Regions from separate parts of the Mus musculus genome. Here region 2 is linked to region 1. Evidence: chromatin loops called from intact Hi-C (ENCODE). Cell type or tissue: left cerebral cortex. All regions are shown on one strand. Each heading gives the region's core, and the rest is flanking DNA. Links, peaks and the distances in the headings are about the cores only.

Region 1 (8,324 bases), core at 309-8,308:
CCTTGTGAGCCACCTGACCCGCTGGGCTTGAAAGCATGCAACATCATGACTAGCATTTTGGTGTGGGTTCTGGGGATGCAACTCAGGGCCTCAGGTTTGCAGAGCAAGCGCTGTCCTGATTGAACCATCTTATCAGCCTCTCCAAATGATTTTTCTAGATTGATTTCAGGGAGCTTTTCCTAAAATCTCGAATCCCACATCCAGCCTGTGGAAGCACAATGGTTTTGTTAAGAGTCATTTCGGCTCACTAAGCGGGAGAAATTAGCTAGGGTGACTCTTAGGGAGAAGCTGCTGGCCTCTGTGTTCTTACAAGGCCCAAGCCACTCCTGCTGCAGCCACTACCTGAGAGGCCATGCCTACAAACCTGGCCACATGCACACACCTGTACCAAATAGGCTGGAAGGAGGCTGCTCCCCTGTGTCCCTTTGACTGGGTAACTGCAGGGGTGGACAGAAAACTGTCTCTTCTGGCCATGGAGCCACTCAGAGCTTTCAACAACGGAATGCCTTTGACCTTCCCTACACAGCCTCTTTTCCTTCAGAGAGGGCTTCCTTCCCACATGGGCACCTTCTTGGATGTGGGGGTGTTCTGTTTAATCCAGAGAATGATCGACAATAGCCATACTTCCTGTTTTGAATGAGTGAGTTTACTAAGTATATCGCAAGTCCAGGGTAAAAGAACAACTAGCAAGTAGCAGATAGACAGACAGCGAAATATTATCAAATCATGAGCTCAAAACAACCAGCAGAAATGGACTGGGAAGTTGAAGCAGGCACCCCAGAGGGGGTAATGATAGGGACAGACCACCAGGAGGCACTTCCGCTCGCTCTGTTACGCAGTCTGAGCTGTGGAAACTGAATTGTCTGCCCATGATTTGTGCACATTTTTCTTTGTGTGCCAGGCTTCAAAATAAAATGTTTATGTCATTAAAAATAGATTCTGTGGTAGAGATTTCAAACCACCTATGCTACACAGTGTGGTCCCAACCTCAGCGTCCTGGCTTGGCTGATGCCCATTGTCGGCATCTTCTTGGGTGTAGCAGGGTCTGGAAGCTAGGTGGGTGGGTGGGTGGGGGGAGATGAGGCATTCTGTTGAGAAGAGAGGGTGGCTGGAAAGGTTAGGGATGGAAGGAGCTATGAGGGGAAACTGGGATGTCCACGGCCATCTTTGGGACCCAGGAAATGTAAGGTAGACTCTAATCCATGGTTGATCTGACCCCCCCCCCCCTTTAGCTATAGAAACCCAGTGACATGGGAGTCAGAATCCTGGGGGCTTCCAGCTCTCTGGGTCGCTTTTCCTTATAAGATTGTGGGAGGGGGAGGGATACGGCAGGAGAGTGAGGGCATGGGTAGTTTGGGGGCATGAAAAGAAGCCACGAGTCCTCACTCTCCTGGGGCACAGCACTCCTAAACATCTCTCTTGGGGCAAGGTCAGATGCAGACCCTGGCTGTATGTTCAGGACAGCTGAGGCTACAGCCCTACACACCCAGCCCGTGATCAGTCCAGCTTCATAGAGGGACAGACATCAACCTGGACCAAACCCAGGACTCAGAAGCAACGTTCTCCTCCTACAGTCTCATGCCCTGTTTACCACAGCTACCTCCTCCTAGAATGAAGCCAGGCTCATCTTTAGCTGCTCTCTCTGTGTGTCTCTCTGTGTCTCTGTCTCTCTCTGTCTCTGTCTCTGTCTCTCTCTCTCTCTCTCTCTCTCTCTCTCTGTGTGTGTGTGTGTGTGTGTGTGTGTGTGTGTGTGTGTCTATGTGTGTGTGTTAGCTGCTCACTGCAGGAACCCAGGCTGCTTGCTCTTCTAATTCTGCCAGGTAGAGAGATCAAGGTTACCACCATCTTGGCTTTGTTTCAGTCTCTTAGAAATTTCAAGACTGCTGGTGCACCTTCACCCATGAGTGTAGACACACCCTTCTCACATGAATGGATGGATCAGTGCTCAGGAAGGTAAGATGAACACTCGGGCTCACGTGTGTCCCTAGGCGAATGCCTGTTACACAACATAGTCCAGGAGACACATGAAATAAAAGATGTGGGAATCAAGGCTGGAACGGTGAAGTTATATCTCCAAGGATCGATACCACCAGGCGTCTGAAAGTGGGACTCGGGCTGTCAGGACCTGGTTGTCACACCTGGGTCTCTATACTTGTAGAAACACCTGCTCTCTCAAGTTTTCATGAGAGCTTCTATTTCATTACCCTTTGATGCTGCCAAGGGAAACTGAATCCTAAAATAGACTCCTCCCCCTCCCCCACCTCTGCAAACTTCTGAAGGCGGATTAAGCTGGGCATTAGGAATTTTCTAATGTCACAAAATCCCAGCAGCTTATACAGTAAGCACATCACAGATCTGGGAGAAAAGTTCCCTGTCTGGCAGCCTCGGGCGGCAGGCTTTCAAAGCCAGGCAACCAGCTCCTCCCGGTGCCTTTTGGGCTCCACTTGTGATCTGTGATTTAAAATGTAAAGTCTCCCCTGCTAGGTCAAAGGCAGTGCTCTATGTGGGCCAGGGTCACTGCTGCCCTCAGCACTGGGCTTCAGAGAGAAAAATTCTCTGTGGACAGAACATTCTGGAGCTTTCTGAATTGTGTGCCCTCCTCCTCTAAGAGGCTTTCCCCCTCCTTCTCTGGGGCTGGGTCCTCCACTGTGCCCCCCCCCAATTCTGTAACAGATCACTGGTAGACACTGACCCCATCACTTCATCTCTCATTCCTTCAGACTGGGGCTCTGAGAAGTCAAGTCTTCCTCAGTTCCCAAATGCTGGCCATGAACCCAGGACCCCGGGTTCTGCAAATTCTGGCTCACTGGATGATGTACAATGCTCCCACAGCATAAGGTTGTCTTAAAAAAAAAATTTTCCTCCTGCACAGCAGACTCTAGAAGAGATAAGGGAATTAAATTTAAATTTACACCGTTTCATTATAATGTGAACTCACCGCGTGGGGGAACAGCAAGGAGCATTGCCAATTCTAATGCGCTTGTGTCTATTCTGCTGGGCCACATGGGTCCACCTCAGGTAGCCTCCCAGATACGAGGCTTGGATGGTGAGTTCCCTCAGGTAATAGGGCTTCCAGAAAGCGCATGTGGGCTTTCTGCAGGTCAGGTGAACTCTAGAGCCTGCAATCAAGACCAGGAGTTGCCCTGAATTCTGTCACTCAAGATCAGGAAGTCCCTGTCTGCTTTTATAAATTTTCTGTGTCTAGACCTTGTGGTCCGTCCTGTGGAGACGGTAGCGGTCCCCATTGGTAGGGTTGCCACGAGGATGGAGTGACTTGCCAGATTTGCTAGCGCTCCAACATCATCCCGCTAGCAGCTGTGCTGGGGAGAAATGGCACCGCAGGCACCGGGAAGAGCAGCCCATCCCTCCTCCAAGACCCAGTGGTTTCTTCACTGCCCTCTACTGACAAAATCTAGCATTGCACCAGCTGGCAAAGGGGAAGAAGGTTCCATGGGCCCAACTCCAGCATCCTACAGCAGGTGAAGAAAGGTAGATCTGAAGAGTTAATAAACTGACAACTGGAAGAGGTGACAAGAGAGGCGGGGATGTGCCATTCTCATGGCTGCGCACACTTAAACATGGTAAGATGAACTTCACAGTTTAGTCCCACTGTGTGTCTCCTGAGCTGTGCTCTCCCCCCGCCCCCCCCCCCCCCCCACCCAGTAGGATCACTGTTATCCATGCAGCACGGGTGAGTGAAGAGAGGTGTTGAATGGTGTGTTCAAAGTCATGCTGTTCCTTAGGTGCTGCTCTTTGCTTTGGACACTATGTCCTTTCTGCTGCCCCCTGATGTCACTGTCATAGAGGACCAAGCCTGGTACTCTATCTTGAGAACTTCCTGTGGCCTTCACTTTATCCTCTGTTGTGGCATGGCCCTCTCTGCTGCCCATGTGGGGCCTAGCCACTGGGGACACTGACCTCTCCGCCTCAGGCTCAGGGGCGTCAGTGGCTGAGGAGGTGAGGGGATCCCCAAAGCCTGCCTTCCAAGCCCACCCCCAGGCACAGTGCTAGAGAGAGCAGAGCCTGCCACAAGCTCTGAGGGCTCAGGCTCAGGCTCAGGCTCAGACTCACAGGGATGGGAGCCACGGCTCATCTCTAGGTGAGTCCGGTTCACTTCTCATGATTACTAATAAGGGTGTTCACTTATAATGGAAGGGTGTCTCCTCAGTAGGTAGTCGGAGGCACCCCCAGTATCCTGTCCTGAAGGACATGGTCCATTTGGCTCCTTGTCAGCAGCTAGGAAAAGGCCCGAAAGGTTAGATGGACTTGTCCTAAGTACGGAAGGATCTGGCCAAGAGCCTTGGGTCAGACTTCCCATCCTCTGGGCAGGAGGAGAGTTGAGCCTTCTGGAGGGATCCAGCCCTCTGTGGAGAGAGCCTGTGTGAGATCCGATTGCTCCAGGAGACAAGGTTGCAGCTGTACCCTTTGGGGGACATTCCTTCTGCTGCCTGGACCCTGAGTTCAGTGGGACCAGTCTCATCTTGGAGACCTTTAAGAACCTTCCAGTTCCCCAGGCATCACTATGTTTGCTGCGAGGTATTGCACCTGCTAGGGGCTGGCCTTCCTGAGCTATTCAATCACAATAGCTGTATGGTGCTGGCATGGCTGGTATCTGTGTTTCAATGTGAGGAAGCTGAGGAAGTTGGATAATCACTAAGCAGCCAGGCATAGCTGCATAGGATGTGAGGGTCTGAGACAGGAGGATTGCTTTAGCTAAGCCTGGGTAACACAGTGAGACATTTCAAAACTAAAATAAAACAAGACACCAAAAATTGAAAAAAAATCTCTCAACACACACACACACACACACACACACACACACACACACACACACACACACACACACCCATTACAAGGGAAAAGGTTCCAGAAGTTCCTCTGACGCTCAGTCTTTCTCTGCGCCATCATCTCGGAGGTGTCACTGCTGTTTGGTAGTATTTGCTTGCCTATGTCAGCCCTGCCTCACCCCAAAGCATGTGAGATAACACAGTGAAAAGAAAAAGAAGAAAAGCGGATGGGAGAGAAGAAAACACACCCGAGTCGGATGAAGATGCCTGTAGAAAGGGGAGATGTGGACACGCAGTGACCTGTCAGGATGGGAGTCCCTAAGAAGGAGAACTGCCAGCACCCTGGAAAGTCAGGTTTGTTATTGCTGAGCAAAACAAACCAACTCCTCCCGGGTGCACACACATTCCTAGAACAAAAGAATGACAACAGCTATGCATTAGTAATATAAAATTAGAGAGTTGCAGTGTGACGGTCTGGATTGATTGTCAACCTGACAGGACCTAGAAACATGAAGGGTGGAGTCTCTGGGTGCACCTGAGAGGGATTTTCTCCATTAGAGAGAACCCACCATAAAGGTCCTGGGCTGAAGGAGAGAAAGCAAGCCAAGCACGGAGCACCGGTATACCTCCCTCTTTATTGCCCAGCTGTAGATGTCACGTGACCAGCTGCCTCTCGCTCTGGCTGCCATGAATTCCTGCTACCCTCAAACTATGAGTCAAAATAAGACTCCCTTCCTGAAGTTGCTTACGCCAGGGTGTTCTATCGTGGTGGTAGGAAAACAACTAAGACAAGCAGAAAGGATGGCTCAGGGAGATTAAGGAACTGGCTTGAGTTTGCACGGAGAGTAAGTGGCAGATGCAGGATGGAAAGCCAAGTGCCCTGAATTCCAGGCTGGTCCAATTCAATACACCATTTCCTTCCATTTCAAGCAAGGACTTGAACAGGAGGGGAGAAAATGGGTGTGTGACACCTCTGTAAGAGGTGTGCTGGTTGTGTTAGGGCTGTGTGTGTGGTGTTGGTGGTGGGGCTTCTGAGCAGGGCAGGTATAGGTGTCAAGTTAATATCTGTGTTCTGAATGGCTTGTGGCAGGCTGTTCCCTGAGCTGGGGCTGGGTAGGCATGCCAGGCATTCCAAGAAGAAGGTATAGAGTGAGGAAAGGCTGAAGGGTCAAAAATAGACTGTGTGCAGGCAAGCCCCTAGGTTAGTGTGCCTGGGGTTAGCCCAGCTGGCTTGGGCCAGAATAGGGTGAGTCTGATGGTGGGCGGGACATGGTCCGTCCATAGTAAGGTGGGTGGATTTTATCTGTAGGGACACGAGAGAGTAGAAATAAAATTTATTGCTCTCACCAGGCTACGTTTGAAGTAAGAAGGTGCTAAAAAATAATTAACAGGTATTAATTGCTCTGACAGCTATATAAACTGTGCCCCCCCCCCCGCCGAGACCTCCTCATGTAGAGTCCCTGGGGAGGTAAAGGGGAGTGTCATGAGGGGATTTACTGTCTAAGGTTGCTGCTTATAGTGCAAGACAGTGGAATTTACATTTTCTCTTTCCACCATGTGCAGGCTGGGCATTGAACTCAGGCTGTAAGATCTGGAGGGAAGTGCCTTTTTTCCTCTTCTCCCCTTCCCCCTTAAAAAAAAAAAAGCCCTGTTTAACATCAACTTGATTCAAGCCAAAGTCATCTAAGAGGCCAGGACCTCAGTTAAGAAAATGACTCCATAAGATTGGGTTTTGGGCAAACCTGTAAGGCATTTTCTTGGTGATTTGGGGGGCAGGGTCCAGCCCACTATGGTACCATCCCTGGGCTGGTGGTCTTTGGTTCTATAAAAGCAGACCGAGCAAGTCATTATGAACAAGCCAGTAAGCAGCACCCTTCCATGGTCATCAGCTCCTGCCTCTAATTCCTGCCCTGTTGGATTCCTGCCCTGACTCCCTTCAGTGATGGACCACAGTGTAGAAGTGTAAGTCAAATAGAAGCTTTCCTCCTCAGCTTGTGTTTTGCTCATGGTGTTTCATTGTAGCAGTAGAACCCTAAGGCAACTTGGTACCAGGATTGCAACAGACCTGACCATGTTGTTTTCAGAAGGATGGTGGAAGGACTTTGGAACTTCGTGCAAGAAAAGCCATTGAGTGTTTAATGCTTGGCGAGCCGTTTCTGTAGGAGCTTGGAGAGTAGGAATGTCGAGAGCAATGCAGATGCTAGAGGCCTGGCTTGTGACGTTTCAGAGAGAAGTTTAAAAACCCTTATGGGTCCATTTGTTATTTTGAATTAGGAGTTCGTGTTTCTGGCTAGCTGGGGCTGAAGAATCAACTGTGATTAACCACTAAAGAGAAACCTTTGCTTTGCTAGGATACTTGATGCCTGCCAGCTGGAGCTGATTACGTTGATTAAGAAGAGACCAAGGTTGAGGAGGTGAAATCTTCTGGGAAGCACATCCCCGGGGTCAGCACACACAAGCTGTGTTCTGGAGGTAGCCAAGGTTGTGTCTCGTGCTGGCAGCTTCTCGGTAGCGTAAGAGTCACCCAGGTGGTGCTGGTTTTGAAGGCATGAAGAGCAGCTGAGGCTCGGCACTGAGAGGCTAAGAAAGGCCATTGGTGAAGGTGTAGCCTCAGTGGCAGTTGAAGGTCCAGGACTGCAGGGATCATGCAGAGAAACTCAGGCTTGGCACCATGAAGAGAGCCTCTGAGAGGCTGCTGGTGACTGTGCAGCCCAGTTGCAGCAGAAGACACCAGCATTTTGAAGATGCCAGTACCATGGGATGAGCACCAAGAACAGTAGCAGCTATGGAGTGGAGTCAGCAAGAACCTTGGAGACAAGCTGTGTGTGCTGCAGGGGGCAGAGCTGGCGAAGTGACCCAAGCCCCTTGGAGGAGCCCAGGGGATGGTGAGTGAGCACAAGGCACAGACACTGGGTGTTGGGTTGTTTACACTGTTGGAGTTTGGTTTTGCTTTGATTGTGACCAGGCCCTCGTTCTTCCCCTCTTGAAGTAAGAAAGTATTTAATTGTTTTGATTTTAGAGGAGCCCACAGTTGAGAGACTTTGGATTTTAAAAGAGATGTTCTATTGTAAAGAGACTGAACTTTAAAAGTGTTTGAATTTGTAAAGACTGGGGTTTTTAAAGCTTTAATATGAATTCTTGGGGGATGAATGAGAAAGGAAAGGATGTAGCTTTACAGTGATTTGTTTGTGTTCGAGTTGACAAGAGATCAGTTGTGCTGGATAATTTTATATCAACTTGACACAACATAAAGCCATCTGAGGGGAGGGAACCTCGATTAAGAAAATGCCTCCATAAGACTGGGCTGTAGTCTTACACGCGTTCTCACGACCGGCCAGGAAAGACGCAACAAACCAAAATCTTCTGCGGCAAAACTTTATTGCTTACATCTTCGGGAGTCAGGAGCGCAAAACCCCAAGCCCCAAAAACGAAAGCCCCCTTCTTACATCTTTAGGAGCCAGAGCGCCAGAGCGCGCCAGAGCGCGCCAGAGCGCGCCAGAGCGCCAGCGCGCAGAGCAAGAGAGAGCAAAAGCGCAA
Region 2 (8,324 bases), core at 172-8,171, 80 kb after region 1:
CAGTACCCTGAGACCCGGTTGGCAGAGCTCATCAACTGTTTGGCGGGGGGCTACGACACCATCTTCTCTCTGTGCGACGATTACGATCCGGGCAAGCGCGAATTCTACTTTGACCGGGACCCAGACGCGTTCAAGTGTGTCATTGAGGTATACTATTTCGGGGAGGTCCACATGAAGAAGGGCATTTGCCCCATCTGCTTCAAGAACGAGATGGACTTCTGGAAGGTGGACCTCAAATTCCTGGATGACTGTTGCAAGAGCCATCTGAGCGAGAAGCGCGAGGAGCTGGAGGAGATCGCGCGCAGGGTGCAGCTCATCTTGGACGACCTGGGTGTTGACGCTGCTGAGGGCCGCTGGCGCCGCTGCCAGAAGTGTGTCTGGAAGTTCCTAGAGAAGCCGGAGTCTTCATGCCCTGCGCGGGTGGTGGCGGTTCTATCCTTCCTGCTCATCCTTGTCTCCTCCGTGGTCATGTGCATGGGTACCATACCCGAGCTGCAAGTGGTGGACTCCGAAGGCAACCGCGTGGAGCACCCAACGCTGGAGAACGTAGAGACGGCTTGCATCGGCTGGTTCACTCTGGAGTACCTGCTGCGCCTCTTCTCATCGCCCAACAAGCTTCACTTTGCCCTGTCCTTCATGAACATCGTGGATGTGCTGGCCATTCTCCCCTTCTATGTGAGCCTCACACTCACGCACCTGGGCGCAAGAATGATGGAGCTGACCAACGTACAGCAGGCAGTGCAGGCCCTGAGGATCATGCGCATCGCACGCATCTTCAAACTGGCCCGCCACTCCTCCGGCCTGCAGACCCTCACCTACGCCCTCAAGCGCAGTTTCAAGGAACTGGGGCTATTGCTTATGTATCTGGCCGTGGGCATCTTCGTCTTTTCCGCACTGGGCTACACCATGGAGCAGAGCCATCCTGAAACTCTGTTCAAGAGCATCCCCCAGTCCTTCTGGTGGGCTATCATCACCATGACCACAGTGGGCTATGGTGACATCTACCCCAAGACCACTCTGGGCAAGCTCAACGCAGCCATCAGCTTCTTGTGTGGGGTAATTGCCATTGCCCTGCCCATTCACCCCATCATTAACAACTTTGTCAGGTACTACAACAAACAACGTGTCCTGGAGACGGCAGCCAAGCATGAGCTGGAGCTGATGGAGCTCAACTCCAGCAGTGCAGAAGGCAAGCCCGGGGGTTCTCGCAGCGACCTGGACACCCTGCCCCCAGAGCCTGCTGCCAGGGAGGGGCCAAGCTGGGGTAGCCGGCTGAAGCTCTCACACAGCGATACCTTCATTCCCCTGCTGACAGAGGAGAAGCATCATAGGACCCGCCTACAGAGTTGCAAGTGAGAGCTGGACTCCCTGGCAGGGACGGACTGGGCTGTGGATGGACAAACCATTGGGTAGACATGTCAGTAGGCACGTCTGTGGTTTCAGAGGAGCTGCTTGTGTCTTCCAGCCCTCCCCTGAGCAGACCTTTGCCAAGACTGGGTAAGACTCCTTGGGTGCCAGCTGTCCAGGTACAGGGGACCTGGGGAGTGCAGGAGCCACAGGGCCACTTTGGGCTATCAGATGGCCTGGCATGAGCTCACATCTGCTTTTGTGTCCCCCTCAATAAAACCTCCTGTTCAGCATACCCTCCGTGCTGTGGGTTGTCTCAGGCTGGTTACCCCAAGAGTGACTACTGCACACCCTAGTGCCAGGCCAGGAAGGAGGTGTGCAGCTCCAGAGGGAGTGGGGGGTAGCTATTTTTAGTTGAGAGCTAATTAAAGAAGGGCTGCAAGGCAAGGTTCAGCTCCAAGGCGCCTTGCCACATTCCAGGAGACACTCTCCTGCTTCCTTCTGTGGGAAAGCTGGCTCCCTGAGGTTTGGGGAGGAAGGAGAGGTGACAGAGCCCATTGGTGGGGCAGCTAACTCACAGTTATCATCTGTGGAGTAGCCCTTTCCACACCCCCTTTTTCCTTTCCAGCTACTCTGATAGACTGGCACCCCCATTTTACAGGTAAAAAAACTGAGGCTCAGGGTCACAACAGAGGAGAAATTCAACTCTGGTTTTGATTGTTCCCATGTGGTCTCTCCAACAACAGGCTGTATTGGGGCAGAGGCCTTTTGGGAGTCTTACAAGGGAGGGTCCAAATTCCTCAGATATTTGTGTATCAGGGGGACCTCAGAGAATCACAGTTCTTAGTTCAGCTCCTGGCATTAGGATGGCTCAGTCATTTATTGAAGGGGAAGCAGTGAGTTGCACACCTGCCCACTGGGGTCTCTGCTGGTCTGGGCTGGCTGGGCACAAGGGCAGTTAAAGGACGGGCACGACACTATAGTGCTGCTCTTGGCCAAAGGCTAAGCTGGGCCAGTGGGCCTAACCCTTTATGGTTTTCTACCTTCTAGGAGCCGTAGAGCCTTGTTCTTCACCCCAGCACCCTACCCCAGCTGTGGGGGCACCAAGGAAGGAACACTGTGGTGGAGTAGGAGGTAGAGGGTAAAAAGGGAGGGATAGAGGTATCTTCCATCTGCTTCTATTCTGGTTGGCTCTTTTCTCTTCCCTGAGCACAGATTTTCCCAGAAGTATGAGGAGGGCTTATTTTTCAGGGCACCTTCTAAGTCTGCCTCTCCAGAATTTCCAAGGTTTGAGCTTCTGATTCTTATGGCAGTGTTTCTATGAGGAAGGAGGTTGTCATTCGGAGGGAGAAGTCTTAAGAGTCGAGGTTCTATCTTCAGGGTGCAGGCTTACTTCATGGCTTCATTGTTAAGATACTCAGACCTGGGGTAGATGGCCCATGTAGCAGCAACATCAATGGCCATCCTAGGGGACACAGGGATTGCCCCATGTCTGCCCAGCCCTCTCACTTAGGAACCTGAAGGTCTTTAGCACTTCTAGCTGGCTAAGGCACTGGTTCCTCCAAACGTATGCCTCCTCTTCACATTTCTCCAGGCTGACACCAGGTCCTGGAGATATTAAAGGCAGAGGAAGAAGTTGGGGTCTGAGGAAGTAGAGACTCTAGATAAGGGAGGACAGGGACTACCAGGGTATTGTTTGTTCTTGGAGCTCAGGAGATTTGCCGAAAGGTTGGCTTGTCTTTGTTTGTCCCCTCTATGCAGAATCCTTGGGAAGCTAGAATATGGGGTACCATCCTCATAGCCCCAGAGAGTGGGAGAAGCCCAAGATTTACAGAGAGCTGAGTGACCTTGGGACAGAAGGCTATCTTCCTGTTCCCTGACTTCTGGGGTAGTGGTACTGGAGATCGAGGTGGGGAATTACAGGGAAGAATACTCAGAGATCCAAAGTATCTTTTTGCTGCTCGTTCAGGAATAGAAGACCAAGCCCAGAGAAGTGAGCCATCTGTGAGATCTCCATAGTCTAGGATCCACTGGTCCCAGGGGGACTGAGTGACTGATAGTGATCCTTACACAGTGATATGCTTTGTCACAGAGGAGTGGTCCAGATGTTCTGAGAGCCAGGACAGTCCCTAGGAAATATCTGGGTTTCAAGTACTTGAAAACTTGTACCTTAGAACCAACAGGGGTTGGGTGTGGAGTTTTGAAAGCTTGGTGTCCAGGCTACACCCCATTGCTGTGAAATTAGAATGTCTGAGATGACCCTTCAGTGTCAGTATTTTTATAACTTAAAGTACACATGAGTCATGGTGATTGGGTTAAATCCAGGGTTTGCATCTGTAGAGCTGAAAAAAGGTGTTCTTTCTCAACAAGCTTCCAGGTACAGCTGGAGCCTGGGGCTGCTAATCCACAAAATGGCTTTGAACTATCAGAATAACCATAGCCAGACCTGGTGGACCATCTGTTTTTGCACAACCCATGACTTTAGAATAGGTTTTATATTTTTAAATGGTTGATGAAAAAAAAAACTCAAAGGAATAACATTTTGTGAATCGTGAATAGTACTTTACATTCAAAATTTGTTGTCCATAAATAAAGTGTTATTGGAACTAACCTGCCTGCTTGTGTATTTTGAGATTGTTAGTGATGGCTAAGGAGGTATAAGACACAGCTAAGGAGTTGAGGTAGACCAGATGTCCCACAAAACCTGAGTGACTTCCTTTCTGGCCCTAATGAAGGAAGTTTGTCCCACAGTGGGCTGGGAAAGACATCTAAGGTAGCCTCCAGGGCTGCCCAAGAACCCTTCCAGAAGAATAACCAAGAATTCCCTAGGAGCTGGGATTTGTGGGAGAGATACCTGGATGCTGATGGCTCTGGGGAGGGAGTGTAGGGTAGAAATTGCAGGAAAGAGGCCATTTTATCTGGGTCCTTATTGTGTCACAGCCTCTCAGCTCCCTATTTCCTTTTCTCCTGAAAATTCTCTGCCTGGCTTATCTTTCAGCCTGATCCTTGCATTTCAGGCTTGCCCCTGTCCTCCATCTTCCTGATTCCTAGCCACTGTCAGTTCACATCTCTCTTCTAAGCAAGTTGTCTGACTTGCTTCTTTTTCTGTGTGGGCATCACTCATTACTCACATCCATTAAAAGCAAGGAAATGTTTCAGAGGTTACAGAACATCTATATTAACAGGGAAAACAACAAAGTATTGTTGAGTATTTACATATGTAGGAACTGTGGCCCTGAATTGACATCTTTGAGCCACTCATGAGCAAGTCACAGGGATACTTTTGTTCCACTTCTGTTAACATTGACAGTACATAGTTGTGCCATTTGGAGTAGAATTGTATATGTGTGCAAATACAAATTAATTTCTATGTGCTTTCCCCAAGGAAAGGACATGTAGTCACATACAAAATGTTTTATTTGGTCTGTAAATAGCACAGGAAGTAAACTGGTCAGTCTGGCTTATAGATAGGGAAACTGAGGCCAGAAAACTGAAGCCATAGACCGGTGACAGTGGTGGGAACTAGATAAAAACTTCAGCTGACTCACTCATCTGAATATGGGTCAGCCACTCCCCCCCACCCTCTATTCTGCCCCCACATAGCAGCTTTGACCAGAGCCCAGTGCCTCAGGGCCCCACCTCAGGGCTGGCCCAGCTTCCTAATAAGGTGAAGGATGGTGTCATCCAGTCTCTGGAAGGCTTCACTTTGTAAGTGGTAGTGTTTTATAAGGTAAGAAAAAATGTCAGTATATGTCCTTTGGTAAGCTGCTCTGGGCAGATATGTGACCATGTGGCATTCAGGGTCTGTCCTGACCACACACAAGGAGTTACAGCCTCAGTCTGGATGTATCTCATAAAATAAGTAGAGTAATCTGAGACATTTGTTCCCTAGGGAGAGCTGTTGAGGCAGGTAAGACACTAGCAATGGCCTTCACAAACCTCTCTGCTTGCAAGAACCAGCTCTCAATTTCCCTCACTCTGTGGAAAGGCTGCCTGCCCCCTCCCCGCCAGAATGATTTGATGTTGCAGGTTTCCTCTGGGGAAATGAGAAACACTGAGGCCTCCCACCTGTCGCCTGTGGGAAGACAGCTCTATGCATGGTGTGCCTGGCGGCGCATTTTTACCATCAGAGTGAGGATTTCACTGACACCCAGCTTCTGCTAGTGCACCGCCACTCAGTCACCAGGAGCACCGTTCTCCATGCCAGCTCCCTGGCTGTCTGGTTCCTCGGCGGGCTTAGCCGTGTGCGTGCATCCTGGTCTTGAACCATAGGACCCAGAAGAGGGCCAGCCAGAGACCCTGGCAATGGGGCTTCGAGTAAATTGGACCCTTGAGGATGCTAACTGCCACCCATTCCGCTCTTCTGTGAGAATAGGGGTGCAAGCCAGTCCCCGTTGCTGCTCTTTGGTGTCTCCCCAACTACAAGGTGAAGAGGAGCTGCTGAGCCTACCATTGTTCTCTCTGTGGCATGGCTGCACAGTACATCTCATCCTCATCTCTTTCTCTCTCCACTACACTAGGCCTATGGCTTGTCACCTACCCCTGTATATGGCTTGTCACCCAGCCCTGTGCACCAGAGGCCCCTGTTGTCCGCAGCACCCTCCTGCTCCTCAGAAGTCTGTCCCTATCCACCAATCAGATTTCTATCTTTGTTTTCACTCCCTGCTGGCCACCTTCCTGTCCCAGAGGTAACACTGCCCTGTGTGCCCTCCTGGTGGAGTGGAACAGAATTCATGCTGTGGAAACTCTAGGGTTCACCCACGTCTCTCCACATGAAGGAGACAGAATGTGGGAAAGTAGTGTAGCTCTTGGCACCTCAAAGCTATGGTAGCTGTGGGAACTGATCCACTCTGAATTCGGTCTCTACGTTCACTTATGGCTCAGCCCATCCCCACCCCACCCCACCCACTGATGGTCGCTGATAGGGGCCTCAACATGTGAGACAGAGGTTCTGGAAATATACCTGAGAATGCAGCCCCTCTAACAGCTTCCCACAGTGTGGTGAAGCTCAGCACCGGTTGGCCATTCACATGGCACTTCATACACAGTGGCTGGGTCATTTCCAACCTCCACAGAGACCTCTTGGCCTTTTGGAGTCTAATGTTCATAGCCAGTGTGAGGGATATACCTTACCAAAGAGCACATGCTAAGTGTACAATACTCTCTCTCTCTCTCCCCCCCCTCTCTCTCTGTGTGTGTGTGTGTGTGTGTATTTATGTGTCTTTGTATGTCTCAGTGTGTATGTTTATCTCAGTGTATCTTTGTGTTTTTGTGCAAGTGTGTCTATACATGTGTATCTGTTTGTGCATGTATGTGTGTGTGTGTACATCTCTGTGTATGTGTCTGTATCTCTATGTCCATATATGTGTGTGTCTGTGTCCATATGTGTATGTGTGTCTGGGCATATTTGTGCTTCTTTGTGTGTGTCTGTGTGTCTGTATGTGTCTCTTTGTGTATGTGAGTTTCTGTGTGTATCTGTTTGTCTTCCCCCCATGCGTTTTTGTGTGTCCATGTCCATGCCTGAGTGTGTGTGTGTGTGTGTGTGTGTGTGTGTGTGTGTGTGTGTTCCTTCCCACAGAAAGAAAGGAGGAAGTCCACTGTATTCTGAAGCAACTTCCTCCACTTCTGGTTCTCTCCTCTTCCAGAGAATTTGGCTTCTAGTACAGGGCCATAGGCAGGCTTGTCCTCCATCCTGAGAAGTGACCACAGCATTCTGTTCCTGAGACCAGAGGCCATTGAACTTGAGGACAGGAGGCTCCAAAGGTCCTTCTGTGCTGATTAACTGGAGCACAGGAGTGTTGCATGCAGGTAGGGACCCCAACATTGAGCCTGAGGGCTGAGACTTGAGGCAGGGGGCAGTGACTGGGCTCTAGGGTGATCCAGGCTACATAGGGTGAGGCTAGGACCTCCCGGTTGCCCTGCTGACTCAACCTTTTCTGTTTCTGAGGTTACTGGCCTGACCTTGTGCAAGGGGCAGGAAGTTACCCTCTATTCTCTTGTTTAAAGGAATTGAACTCCCAGAGAAATGAGAAAGGGCTACAGAGAAGGGTCTGAAAGGTTAATGTCCCTTCCTGTCTCCCAGATGTGTTACATTGTGCTCCCTTCTCTGAGTGACTCCCCTCACTCTGAAGCAAAGTCCCCGAGAAACAGAAGCAGCAGCATCAATGTTGTCAGAAGCTGGGGTTAGGCTGCAGAGTCCCCTCCTCTGCCTGGTGTGGACCCCTCTGCCCAGGGAAAGACATTTGAACAGCCTCATAGTCTGACTCTCATGTCTATGTTGGGGTGGGAGTTTGCATCCCTCCCCACAAAGCATCAGGGAGCAACCAGGTCAGATGATTGCCAATGATAGACAGACATGTCATGGAGCTCCTGGGGCCTTGTCAAGAGCATGACCATATGTGAACACATCACTGATCAGTGCAGAGTCCTATAGTGGGAGTAGAGAAGAACCTAGTACAGGCTTGGTGCCCCGAAGATATTGTTAGGTACCAAAATCCCAGAACACCTATGAAGAGCCTCTCACTTTATTTTTGAAGAGCAGTGTTGAAATCTTCAAGAGGAATTCAGGTATGTATGCTCTTCTTCTTCTTCTTCTTCTTCTTCTTCTTCTTCTTCTTCTTCTTCTTCTTCTTCTTCTTCTTCTTCTTCTTCTTCTTCTTCTTCTTCTTCTTCTTCTTCTCCTCCTCCTTCTGGTTTTTCAAGACAGGGTTTCTCTGTATCACCCTGGCTGTCCTGGAACTCACTCTGTAGACCAGGCTGGCCTCGAACTCAGAAATCTGCCAGACTCTGCCTCCCATGTGCTGGGATTAAAGGTGTGCACCACACGCCCAGCTCCTTGGGTCTTTAAGAGAAAGAACAGTTAAGAGCTCACATTTAGAAAACATCCAGTCGAATCATCCCTGGTCTGGGGCTCTTCCTATGTCCCCTGTCAGGAAGGGCTATTGGGAAAAATGGCCAAGTAGCTTTCACTGCTGCTG

Evidence for each region. A loop is a pair of places that touch in the nucleus more often than their neighbours do. Peaks named below come from ENCODE experiments on the same cell type or tissue, not always from the same donor. Only the 100,000 strongest peaks of a DNase experiment are listed, where the experiment ranks them.
Region 2: a loop joins it to region 1, with 2.8 times the contacts of the local background. A loop is called at or near these places in 6 of 42 quality-filtered maps.

Annotation. Positions count from the first base shown.
Region 1 is chr12:17,248,293-17,256,616 of GRCm38, reverse strand. No RefSeq gene overlaps it. Among named protein-coding and RNA genes, the nearest start is that of Pdia6, 14 kb to the left of the region's middle. In left cerebral cortex, for the core only: CTCF peaks have their summits at 799 (motif pointing right), 3,213 and 3,418 (motif pointing left); DNase peaks (open chromatin) are centred at 787, 1,947, 2,983 and 3,368; H3K4me3 peaks cover 453 bases; H3K27ac peaks cover 401 bases.
Region 2 is chr12:17,167,733-17,176,056 of GRCm38, reverse strand. Kcnf1 (potassium voltage-gated channel, subfamily F, member 1) reads left to right here. Exons shown (of 1, transcript NM_201531.4): 1 at 1-3,957. The coding sequence ends at 1,356. Among named protein-coding and RNA genes, the nearest start is that of Kcnf1, 5.0 kb to the left of the region's middle. In left cerebral cortex, for the core only: CTCF peaks have their summits at 5,425 and 6,075; DNase peaks (open chromatin) are centred at 3,437, 4,439, 5,417, 6,078 and 7 more places; H3K4me3 peaks cover 4,902 bases; H3K27ac peaks cover 6,042 bases.